Linked DNA regions of Homo sapiens: regions 2 and 3 are each linked to region 1. A link is a contact called in ENCODE Hi-C data. All regions are on one chromosome and are shown on one strand. The core of a region is the stretch at or near the end of the contact, and the rest is flanking DNA. Distances in the headings are between cores, read along the strand shown. Region 1 holds the start of GNPDA2 (glucosamine-6-phosphate deaminase 2). Region 2 holds the start of CHIC2 (cysteine rich hydrophobic domain 2). Region 3 holds the start of DANCR (differentiation antagonizing non-protein coding RNA).

The links. Hi-C counts contacts between places; a loop is a spot of excess contacts on that map. Pooled maps may share reads with other maps.
Region 2: a pooled map shows a loop between it and region 1 (3-fold over the local background). The contact joins the promoter of CHIC2 here to the promoter of GNPDA2 in region 1. A Hi-C loop is called at or near these places in 2 of 50 pooled maps.
Region 3: a pooled map shows a loop between it and region 1 (6-fold over the local background). The contact joins the promoter of DANCR here to the promoter of GNPDA2 in region 1. A Hi-C loop is called at or near these places in 2 of 50 pooled maps.

What each region holds. Positions count from the first base shown.
Region 1 is chr4:44,724,740-44,728,163 of GRCh38, reverse strand. GNPDA2 (glucosamine-6-phosphate deaminase 2) reads left to right here and starts at 1,608. Exons shown (of 7, transcript NM_138335.3): 1 at 1,608-1,690. RefSeq lists an enhancer at 1,276-1,405 and a silencer at 1,898-2,192.
Region 2 is chr4:54,063,122-54,066,545 of GRCh38, reverse strand. It overlaps CHIC2 (cysteine rich hydrophobic domain 2), which reads left to right and starts at 1,941. Exons shown (of 6, transcript NM_012110.4): 1 at 1,941-2,364. The coding sequence starts at 2,246. RefSeq lists enhancers at 1-36, 2,033-2,533 and silencers at 1,634-1,873, 2,104-2,233.
Region 3 is chr4:52,710,763-52,714,186 of GRCh38, reverse strand. It overlaps DANCR (differentiation antagonizing non-protein coding RNA), which reads right to left and starts at 1,793. Exons shown (of 5, transcript NR_145129.1): 1 at 1,660-1,793; 2 at 1,228-1,363; 3 at 645-693. It overlaps MIR4449 (microRNA 4449), which reads right to left and starts at 1,505; the gene lies at 1,440-1,505. SNORA26 (small nucleolar RNA, H/ACA box 26) reads right to left here and starts at 938; the gene lies at 817-938. RefSeq lists an enhancer at 1,110-1,159 and silencers at 1,410-1,979, 1,154-1,987.

The DNA of each region.
Region 1 (3,424 bases), core at 359-2,858:
CACTCTAAAATAATGATAAAGAGTATAATATAGCAAATACATATACCAGTAACATAGTCATTTATTATCAAGTATTATATCCTGTACATAATTGTATGTGCTAGACTTTTATGAGACTGGAAGCACAGTAGGTTTACACCTATGTAGCCACAAACACGAGTGGTGTTGCTCTACAACTTTACGTTTACTACAATGTCGCTAGGTGATAGGAATTTTTCAGTTCTGTTATAATCTTATGGGACCATTGCCAAATATCCAGTCCATTCTTTACCTAAACTTCCTTATGTGGCACATATCTGTAATTCAAGACTGTAATTCAGTCTCCACCTTTCTACAGCATTCTTTCTAAAACACGTATGTTCTAGTCTCTTATCTTCAATTCATAAAGCTTAAGTGACTCCCTATTGCCTACAATACAAAGCCTAAATTCTATGCATAGCCTACAAACTACTTCATCATTTTACCTCAATCTTTTTTGGAGAGACAGGGTCTTGCTATGTTGCCCAGGCTGGTCTCCAACTCCTGGGTTCAAGCCATCCATGCACCATGACCTCTGAAAGTGCTGGGATTACAGGCGTGAGTCACCGAATCTGGCCAAAAATCGCTTTTGCAAACTTACTGAAGGCGATAGTACTAATAAACCTGTCTATTATCAGTATGTGAGCAATGTTGCTGTTTGAAGCTAAATCAACGAGAATGTAACATCCTACTCTTCACTAAAGGATGCAAGAGGAGTCATTACATTCAAAGAAGCAGGCTGGATTTACAACCCAGGTGAAAAACTTCATATAACGAGTTTGAGGACACAGCGTTTTACATTTTTTTAACTTGTAGTTTCCACAGAAACAGAACCTTAAGTTGGCTAGGAGTCAAGATTGTATTGTTCCTAACAGAACCCTAAACGGTGTTATTAATGGAACAGTGTTCCTGATGGAACATGGTGAAGACACAACACACTTTTCTCCTTTTGAATGATAGCTGCTTTCTTTACAATAATTTCCACAGCCCAATTCCTTCCCACTCCTGTATAAACATCTGTGATACCCAGCTCAAAGCTGATTCCAGCTTCCCCTATCCCTTTCTTAGACTCATTCAGCAAAAGCCAGTACCCTATTATATAGTGTTTTCTCTTACTGAGACGCTCCCGATTTCCCATGGTACTGTTTGCCCTTTTGCAAACTTTGATGAGTTTTTTGACACAAGACGCTTATCTGTCATTGCGTTTGCAAATATGCATTCAATAGCTTGGAGTAGAGAGAGAAATGTATTCATAAATGGCAAATATATTCATGTTGCCAAACAGCAACATAAGCAACAAAGTACGTGTGAGCACTACGGTCTTACATACTAAATCTCATAAGCCTAAAGAATCTACTGCAAATCCCTCTTTGAAAGATGGGGGGGAGGGGAAAGTAGCGTAAAGTGATGACCCAGAAACTGCGATCTTCCAGGCAAGAAGAGCGCCCAGCCGCACCGCACTCGGACCGAACTCCTCGCGTCTCACCTCAGGCGTCCTAAAGGCGGTGCGCATGCGCAGCGCCCGCCAGCCACGCCGCGGTTCCTTCCTGCGCCTTTATCTGCATCCGGGTCCGTGGGATTCGCGCTCCACTGGTCAGCTGGGGTCGCTCTCGGGTGGTTGGGTGTTGCTTGTTCCCGCTGTTCCAGCATCGAAGAACCATTGGGTCTGCCGGTAAGTTTAGCGGGGGGTGCGGCGGGGGCGCCAAGAAGGGGACTCGGGTCGGGGGACCCGACGGCAACTTCGCCCTGTGCGGCCTTTGTGCTGAGACTGGGACGCCGGGCCGGGGCGGAATGGGTGCTCAGGAACCTCGAGGCTGGGGGCGCGTGGGGTCTCCCGTATTGCCACTCGCGGACCTGGTTGTCCTCTCCGGATTTGTGCCTACGGGAGAAGGCGTCCCTGCCCTCTCCTCTCTCGCGGCTTCTTCTTGACACCTCTCTCTACACTCGTTAAAAATTCCTAACAGTCATCCTCATTTGCATTCGCTGTCCTTTGCCAAGTGAGGGCCAGGCAAACGCGCAGCTGAGGGGAATCTGCAGCCCCCGCCTCCCGGGCAGGAACCACAGCCTTCTTTGCTGTCTCTCGTCCCTCCTCGGGTCGGTCCCACACGCGCGGCCAGGCCACCCTTACGCTTTCAGGACAGGTCAGGTTGAGTAGGGAAAAGCTCAGAGCAGAGGTTCTGCAAGTGTAGATTCTGGTCTTGGCCCCGCCATTAACTAGCTGTGTAACTTCACGGGTGTAGAAGTTGTCATCCACCATTGAAGTTTTGCGATTTATATTCAGCAGCCCTTTTTCCTAGCGATGCACATCCAAAATGAATCAGCACCTGAAGGAAGACGAGGGAAAGGGTGGTGCTCTGTTGTTTTTTGATGCTGTCTTGTGATGCCAGAGAATTGCATAAGGCGACAATAGTTTGGATCTCTGAGGATTGGCAAAAACTGGAAAAGTCAAATCTTAAAAACTTAAATGTGGTGAAGAAATTCTTCTTTGCTCTGGGTGAAGGGATTCATTTGGGACTTTTGGAGGTGACTCTGCGCCCTCCAGAGAGTTTAAGAAAACAAAAAGTTGCCTGTACCTTGGTCTGAGAGACTTGCTTAAACTTCGTTTCAGTGAGATGTGTGGTGTTCTTAACAAATTTCACCTGATTATGAATATCCCCTGTGATAATTTGCAAAAGCAGAGATTCCTTGGACTTCATTTCAGATCTTTTGAAACACTGTGTCTAGGGAGAGGGACCTGAGAATCTGTATTTTTAACTAGCATCGTAAGTGATTCTCAACCGGTAAGACATCTTTGGCTAATGTCTCTTTGAGTCAGAAACACTTAGTTTTAAAGCCAGCTCCCCGGGCCACTTTTTAACGTCAGCAATAAACTTCTCGTAGTTGCAGTTTTCTGTATATGAAGAGTGAGAATAATGCTTTCAACCTCAGAGACAAGTGATTCTAAGCCCTTTGACAATAGAGTTAATCATTTTTGTGTCTACAGAACCTAGCATAGTGCTTAGAATATAATAGGTCTTCAAACGTGTGTTGAACTGAGAAAAATAACATGCCCAGGATGCAGAAGACATTGGAAAGCTCTAATGCTTCTCGTCCTCCTTACCTTATTTTTTTTCCGTTTTATTAACAATCAGCTGGCCATATATTCTTGTTAGAAGTAAATATATCTTTTGATGTTCATTACAGCCAATAATTCTTTCTGATTCTTTGGTTTAACTCTAAAATTGTTTTTGACATTAGATTATGGATTATATTTAAGTGGAGGCTGAGTCCAGTTGTTGGACTGAATTTATGACTTACTATGTAATTTATTTTCTGTAAATAAATAATTGTTATCGGGCCAGAATTCTAGATCATGGTGACCATGATTTTTTGTTGTTGTGTCAGAATTCGAAACTGTTACCTTCTT
Region 2 (3,424 bases), core at 692-3,191, 9.3 Mb before region 1:
ACATAGCATCTCTGAAATATAGCATATCATAGCATCTCTGAAACATAGCATATCTGAAAATAAATACACCCTCTTTGCTTACCTCACAGGTTCTTGGGGGAATATTAAATGATATATTATGTACGTGCTTTATAAGCAGTAAAATATTACATAATGCTGTGGTAACCCTCACAGGGTTGATAAGCTAGGGAGCCTTAAGCATCACCTATTACCCCGTATTTATTGTGTACTGGGCCTTCTTCTAGGCACTTCACCGATCTTAAGCCCTTGAATCTGCTGAGCATCCCAATGGGGCAGGTACTGAACAGGGAAGTTAAGTGGCTTGTCTAGGGTCACACAGTAAGTGGCAGAGCTGACATTCAAGGCCAGGTAGTCAGGTTCCAGAACACACATTGTTAAACACCAGACCAAGCTGCCTCCTGTGTGCCCCACTGACACTTCCTGTGTCCTCCTCCATGAGCCCCTGGCAGAGATGACAATTGCTTGCCTTAACAATAGATAAGCTACCAGAAGTCAGGGCCTGTGCCTCATTCACACACGTCCACAGTGCCTGCCACATAGCTAGAGTTCAGTAGATATTTGTTGAATGAACAAATACCCTCCAGGGAGGGATACAATAAGTCTGATACAACTACTGTATTTTTCCTTCATTTTTTCTTGGCTAACCACACTCATTTCCTTCAGTTGTTTCCAAAAGGAGGTTGGCATCTCTCACTGTCCTCATTGACCTCCTTTGCACTTTCTCCACGTCAACAGTGACCCATCTAAAGCCGACTACTGTGACATGAACACTGCACTTGAAGAGCCTGACCAGCGCTGGGCTCAGTAGAACTATCCTTTCTTCTCCCATGGTGTATCCTCACTGTCCAGGACTCTCTTCTCAGAAGCCCACTCCTTCCCCTGTGCTGTTTATATGCTTAATGAAACCAAGTACCCAAAGTGACCGTTCAACTGTTACTAGGCAGCTAAGTAGACTCCATTAAACCTTTTCCTTCCTTCCTCCCCTTCTTTCTTTCTCTCCCATTCTTCTTTCATTCTTCTCGTCCTTCCTTCTATCCTTTCTTCCTTCCTGCCTCCTTTTCTTCCTCTCCTCTGCCCTTTCTTTCAGGTCTTTTTTGTGGTAGGAACTGGTAAGAAAAGGAAAGGAATTCCCTAAGATTTTAAGGAAACAACAACAAAAACCAGGTTATGTTTGGTGAGAGAGTTGGGGCAAGAAACTGCATCTTCTAATATGGAATCCAGGTAATTTATCAGTTTTTTTTCATAGCATGACTACGGTGAGATTTCTTGTAAGAAAAAAAAAAAAATACCAGCATCGCTGGCCTCATATATTGGATTATACTTAAGGGGATCAAGGGATAAGATGTTTGAATTTGGAGATGTCTTGAAAAATCCTGTGGTGAGCACAAATGTTTGCAGTGTCTCTGCTGGACTCCTCAAATTGGGAAAAAAGAGACTCTGGTTCTCATCATAGACTCAAAACCTGAGGAAAAGCGAGATGCGATTATTAGATAAACTGGCAATGACACGCACAAAAATGTGTCTATTCCAGCCAGGGCTTTTCTTTTCAGTTGTTTGTTTTGGTTAGAGATGACTTTGGGGAACTGCATGTCCCACTGGACATTCCAAGCTGCGTTGTCGGAGTCGCGGGTCGCGGCCTCCAGTCAGCGGAGCCGCCGCCCCCAGGGTCCGCCACCCAGAAGTCGGCGGAGGGGGGCCCGCCGGCGGGAGCGCGCGCCCCGGTCGCCGTCTGCGGGTAGAAGCAGAGGAAAGACGGTGGCCTGGGAGCGCGCGAGGCCGCACGTGCGCGCGCCCGCCCGCCCGCCAGCCAGTCCGCTCGCCCACGCGCCCACGCACGCGCCCGCCCGCCCGTTGGCCCGGGAAGTCTCGCGATGCCGTAGCCGGCTGCTCCCGCTGCGGGTGGCTCGGGCTGTTGCTGTGGTTTCCTGAGTTGCTGCTGCTGCGGCGGCGGCAGCGGCGTCTGTGCTTGTGGAGGTGTCGGCCTCTGGGCGGATGTTGACATTGTGTTGTTGTTATTGCTGATGGTAATGGCGGCGGCGGTGGCGGCGACGGTCCAGACCCCATCCCCTCTGTAGCCGGAGCCGAGACAGCCGACAGCGAACTCCGCGGCCTCGGAGCCGGCGGCAGCGGCGACTCCCCTCAGCCTCCGCCGCCTCGCCCGCCGGTACCCCGGCGCCAACCCCGGGAGTCAGGCCCTTTGGGCAGGGGAGCTCGGAGGCTCAGGATGGCGGATTTCGACGAAATCTATGAGGAAGAGGAGGACGAGGAGCGGGCCCTGGAGGAGCAGCTGCTCAAGTACTCGCCGGACCCGGTGGTCGTCCGCGGCTCCGGTCACGTCACCGTGTAAGGCCCGGAGGAGGGCGAGGGCGGGAGGTGCGGGCTGGGGTGGGCCCCGTTACTCCACGGGAGCCCCGTTTCCCCTGTGTCCGTCTGGTGTCGGGGGCCTTCCGAAAGAGTAGGCAACCAGGAAGTGAGAACTTGGCTTATTTTCATTTGTTTGGGTCTCCGAAGTGGGGACGGACGCTGTCCTTCCTCCTCCACACACCCCTTTAGCAGGCCCTACAGGCCCGGGCGATGTGACGATCCCAGTAGGCACGGGTTTTCATTAGGGTCTGCCCTGCGGGCCACCCTTCCTCTTCAGGGTGGAAGTACGTGTATTGACAGGGAGCCTCCTTGTTTTCTCGCCCAGTTACCCTGTGGTTGTCTGTGCCTTTGCACCCAGTGACATGGCTCAGAGGCCAGATCTGGGCCGTGTGAGACCCCAGTGACAATTGGCAGCGAAGCTCCGTTTCGTGTCTATTTCACACATACCCACAGGTCTCCCAGTTTTTCCACTAATTTCCGCAGAACTAATGCAAGTTCTTGTAATTGTACGTGATAAAAATATATAGTTGAACACAAATTTAAGATATACAGAAAGAAATATGTTTACAACAACAACAACAACAACTACGTGAGGGACATACACTCTGCTCAGGTTACTGAGGGAAAATTGTAGTCCTGAAGCTCCTCCTTGGGGCACGAACTTGGGGCTTGTTAATTTGGAAAGTCCCACTAGTAACATTAAAAGTCTGATATTAATAAGGAATGAAAGCTTTCGGAAAGACCATGACAAAGGAATGTGAAGCCTTGAACCAAATAATGAGCTGTCCGGAAGCAGGAAGTTTTGTAATGTTTCACTATGAAGTCCACAGTTTTGTACCACTTGATGTATTACATTGATACTCTCTCATTTTAGATCTCTTGTTCAAATAATAGATCAGACTTCCATACTTGTCAGGTATCTCTGTACTTCTTCACCTTTTCAGTGAAACAAAAGAGCCAGCAAGTCTGAGAATGTCTGGAATAGTCTTCATTATATTTTGGTGAAGAGTGAGTGGGATGTGCTGTGAATAACTTAGGG
Region 3 (3,424 bases), core at 544-3,043, 8.0 Mb before region 1:
AGAATAGAATCTGTAAGGTTAGCCGAGAGAAAAGACAAGAGACCCAAGGTCAGGCCAAGTAAGTTTATTAACCTGCCAGGCTTCTCCACCAGTCGGAGGTGGCAGCCCTGAGCTTACAAAATGAGGGGTTTATATGGGGGAGAGAGACCCTGGGGTTGTTAGTCAATTAACTTTACCACATATAATCTCATGACCGGCTTACAATATATTATCTTGTGAAAATAGGAATTTACAAGGGGGTGTAATCCACGTTTCTCATGACCTCCCCCGTGCCACCCAGAGGGCTTCGGTGTAGCAAGTCTGGTGACCTTGCTATAGCGCCTAGATAACGGTTCAGGAATGCAGCTGCAGAGTATTCAGGGTAAGGGTCAGCTGCATTGAGTTAGCGGGGGCGGAGTGGTCCTGGGGCAGCCTGTCCCTAACAGAATCCACCTCCGAGTTGTGACAATTAAATGAAAAGGTTGAAAAGGTGAACATGAAGCACCTGCTACACTGCCCTGTTGCCACCAGCATTGTCACTGCTCTAGCTCCTGTGGCACTGCACGGACACGTGGTTGCTACAAGTTAGTACGCATATTTGGCCTTATTAGAGGCACTTTCCTATTGTAACTGAAGGGATAGTTGGCTTAAGTCAATTGAAATACCAGCAACAGGACATTCCAGCTTCAATGGCTTGTGCCTGTAGTTGTCAACCTATAGAAAGAAAAGTTTTAAAATGACGTTTTAACCAAAGAAAACTGAAATGTATTGCTTGTTCTATAAACTGTAAAGAAAATCACAAAGGCGCTCAAGTTGTAACGAAACTTTTTCTGGTTCAGTTGTGACTCCAGACAGGATCCAAAGAGGAGCTTTCCAGTCTCTTCTCTGGGTTTTATGGAGACTTACTTTACCCTTCTGTGTTAGCCTCTTAAAGCACTGGGTCAACCTTAAAAGGGCACAGGAAAGGGTGCTTTGTGATTTTTTTTCTTTGATTTTTACAGGGTTCACTACTATTTTCCGCGTTGCTCTCAATACCTCGTGGATCTCTGCTTCTCTAAGTCTGAAACCACACTAGAAACACAGCTGTTTTGTTTGGTGAGCCCCTACATGGATGTTTCCTTCCAGTTAAGGGGAGCCGGATTCGGACCTTGGCGACAAACAGACGCCGGGGAACCCTCCGGTCCCACTGGCCACGTGCTCCAGGCTGACTCATTCCTTCCCCCACCCCGCTCAAGGCTAGGAACATACCTGCGCTAAGAACTGAGGCAGCTGCACTTCCGCAGACGTAAGAGACGAACTCCTGGAGCTCAAGGTCGGCTGGGGTTGGGTTCCTGTCCCGCACGCGTGGCCCGCCCGAAACCCGCTACATAGTGGCGCGTCAGCCCTGGGGAAGCAAAGCGCAAAATTGTTACGGTGCCCAGACCTGCGCCGGGAACCTCCGGCTGTTCCGCTGGGCGCGGCGCCTGTGCCTCGCGCAGCCCCGGGACGGGCACCGCCGCCCGCCCCCCGGGCCGCCGAGGGCTGCTCTACCCCTCCGTTCTGGCCGCCGGGAGCAGAGGAGCTCGAGGCGGGCAAAGCTCGTGGGGACACCGGGCGAGCCCAGCCCCTGATCGGACCCACGGGCCGGCCGGGCGCCCTCCCCGCGGGAGACCGAAAGCCGAAGACTGGAGATGCACTCACCGCGCAACTCCAGCTGACAAAGAGGCCTGCGACCTGCGACGGGCGCACAAACCAGAGAGGCGGCGCGGGGCGGGGAGGGAAGCAGGAGGGTCGCGAGGCCCGCAGCCAATCCCGGGAAGACTCTGGGCAAGGGCGGGGCGCGCAGCCGATCCCCTGGAGAGGTCGGGTAGCTCAGCCAATCCCGGGAAGATCCTGAGCGGGGCGGGGTGGAGGGCCGCGGCACGCACAGCCAATCCCGGATGGGGCGGGACGGGCCCGGCCATTGGCTGTCGGTGTCCGGGGCCGGCCTAGGTGTGGCTCATGCAGTAGCACGGGGATAAGCCATGTCTGCGCGCGGAGCATCCTTCTCTGAATTAGATTTTTCAGGCTACCTACCAATCCCCGGCGTTGGTGATTTTGGTGCTCTTGGGCCCTAGACCCTTCCTCGGGTGCCCTTCTGGAGAGGGCATCGAGGTTACTCCAGGGTTGGCCTAAGGCCCTGGGATTCCCTTTCTTAAAGCCACACTAATCCGGTGTGTGTTCATCATCTGTGTCCGCCTAAACCGTAAGCTTAAAGAGAAGCCACGACCATGTCTTGTTCAACAAGCTCACTCCCGTGGCCTCTCCTAAAGCTAGAAGGACTACCTCCTTTCCTCATGCTCCCTCTTTATTCATTTACAGAGTCCAATAAGTAGACCATAATCAGCTGGAGGGTAGGAGTTGGGGAGGTTGAGAAGGCAACCATAGCAATCTCAAGGTAACAGGCTCAAACTTGGCAAACAAATAAGTAGAAGAAAATTGGAGTATATGCTAAAAGGAGAACTTCTATTGCTGTTTCACGTACTTACCATCTGCTAACAAATCTAATCCTCAAAATATATTTAATCATCTCCAAATTATAGATGGGGAAATAATTATGTTATGTAACTTGCCCAAAGTCACAGAGCAGCTAGCCAGTGGTAGATCCAGGATTTGAACTCAAGCAGCCTGAAGGCAGAGCCCCTCAAACAACATGCTACCTAGCCTTTCCCCAGGTGTTGGGGGTGGAGCAGGAAGGGAAACCAAAAAATAGCCTACACTTGGTTAACAGATCAAGACAGGCAGCTCTGGTGGGGTGTGGCTTTGTAAACAGAAAGAACAACTCGTCCAGAGCCCCAAGATAAAACAGGAAAGGGCTTTACCTGTTTAAGGACTCCCAGAAATGGAACTTAAGGAGCAGAGTGGCCTGAGATGAGAATGGCTTGGGGCCAGACCATGCAGGAAACCCTGGAAGAGTTTTTTTGTTTTGTTTTGTTTTTGAGATGGAGTCTCGCTCTGTTGCCCAGACTGGAGTATAGTGGCACGATCTTGGCTCACTGCAGCCTCCACCTCCCAAGTTCAAACTATTCTCGTCTCGGCCTCCCGGGTAGTTGGGATTACAGGCATGCACCACCATGCCTGGTTAATTTTTGTATTTGTGAAAGAGTTTATACTTTGTGCTAAGAATGATGGAAAGCTGTTCAAGTGTTTTGTTTGTTTGTTGTGTGTGTGTGTGTGTGTTTTAACAGGGGAATGATAGGATCTGATGTAGGGTGTGGTTTCGGGTGTGATTAAGGTGGTTTTGGTGGGAAGAAGAAGTTGAGTAAAATTTACCAATAAACCCTAGCACCTAGTCATCATCTTGCAGATATTCATAGGATCTTGTTGAAATTGGAGAGTGAATACCAGTTTGTTGTCCCTTCACCTTTCTCAAGAGTCTTCCAAACATATCTCTAGTTGGAATCTGTTCTTTTTATAGTCCCTTTGG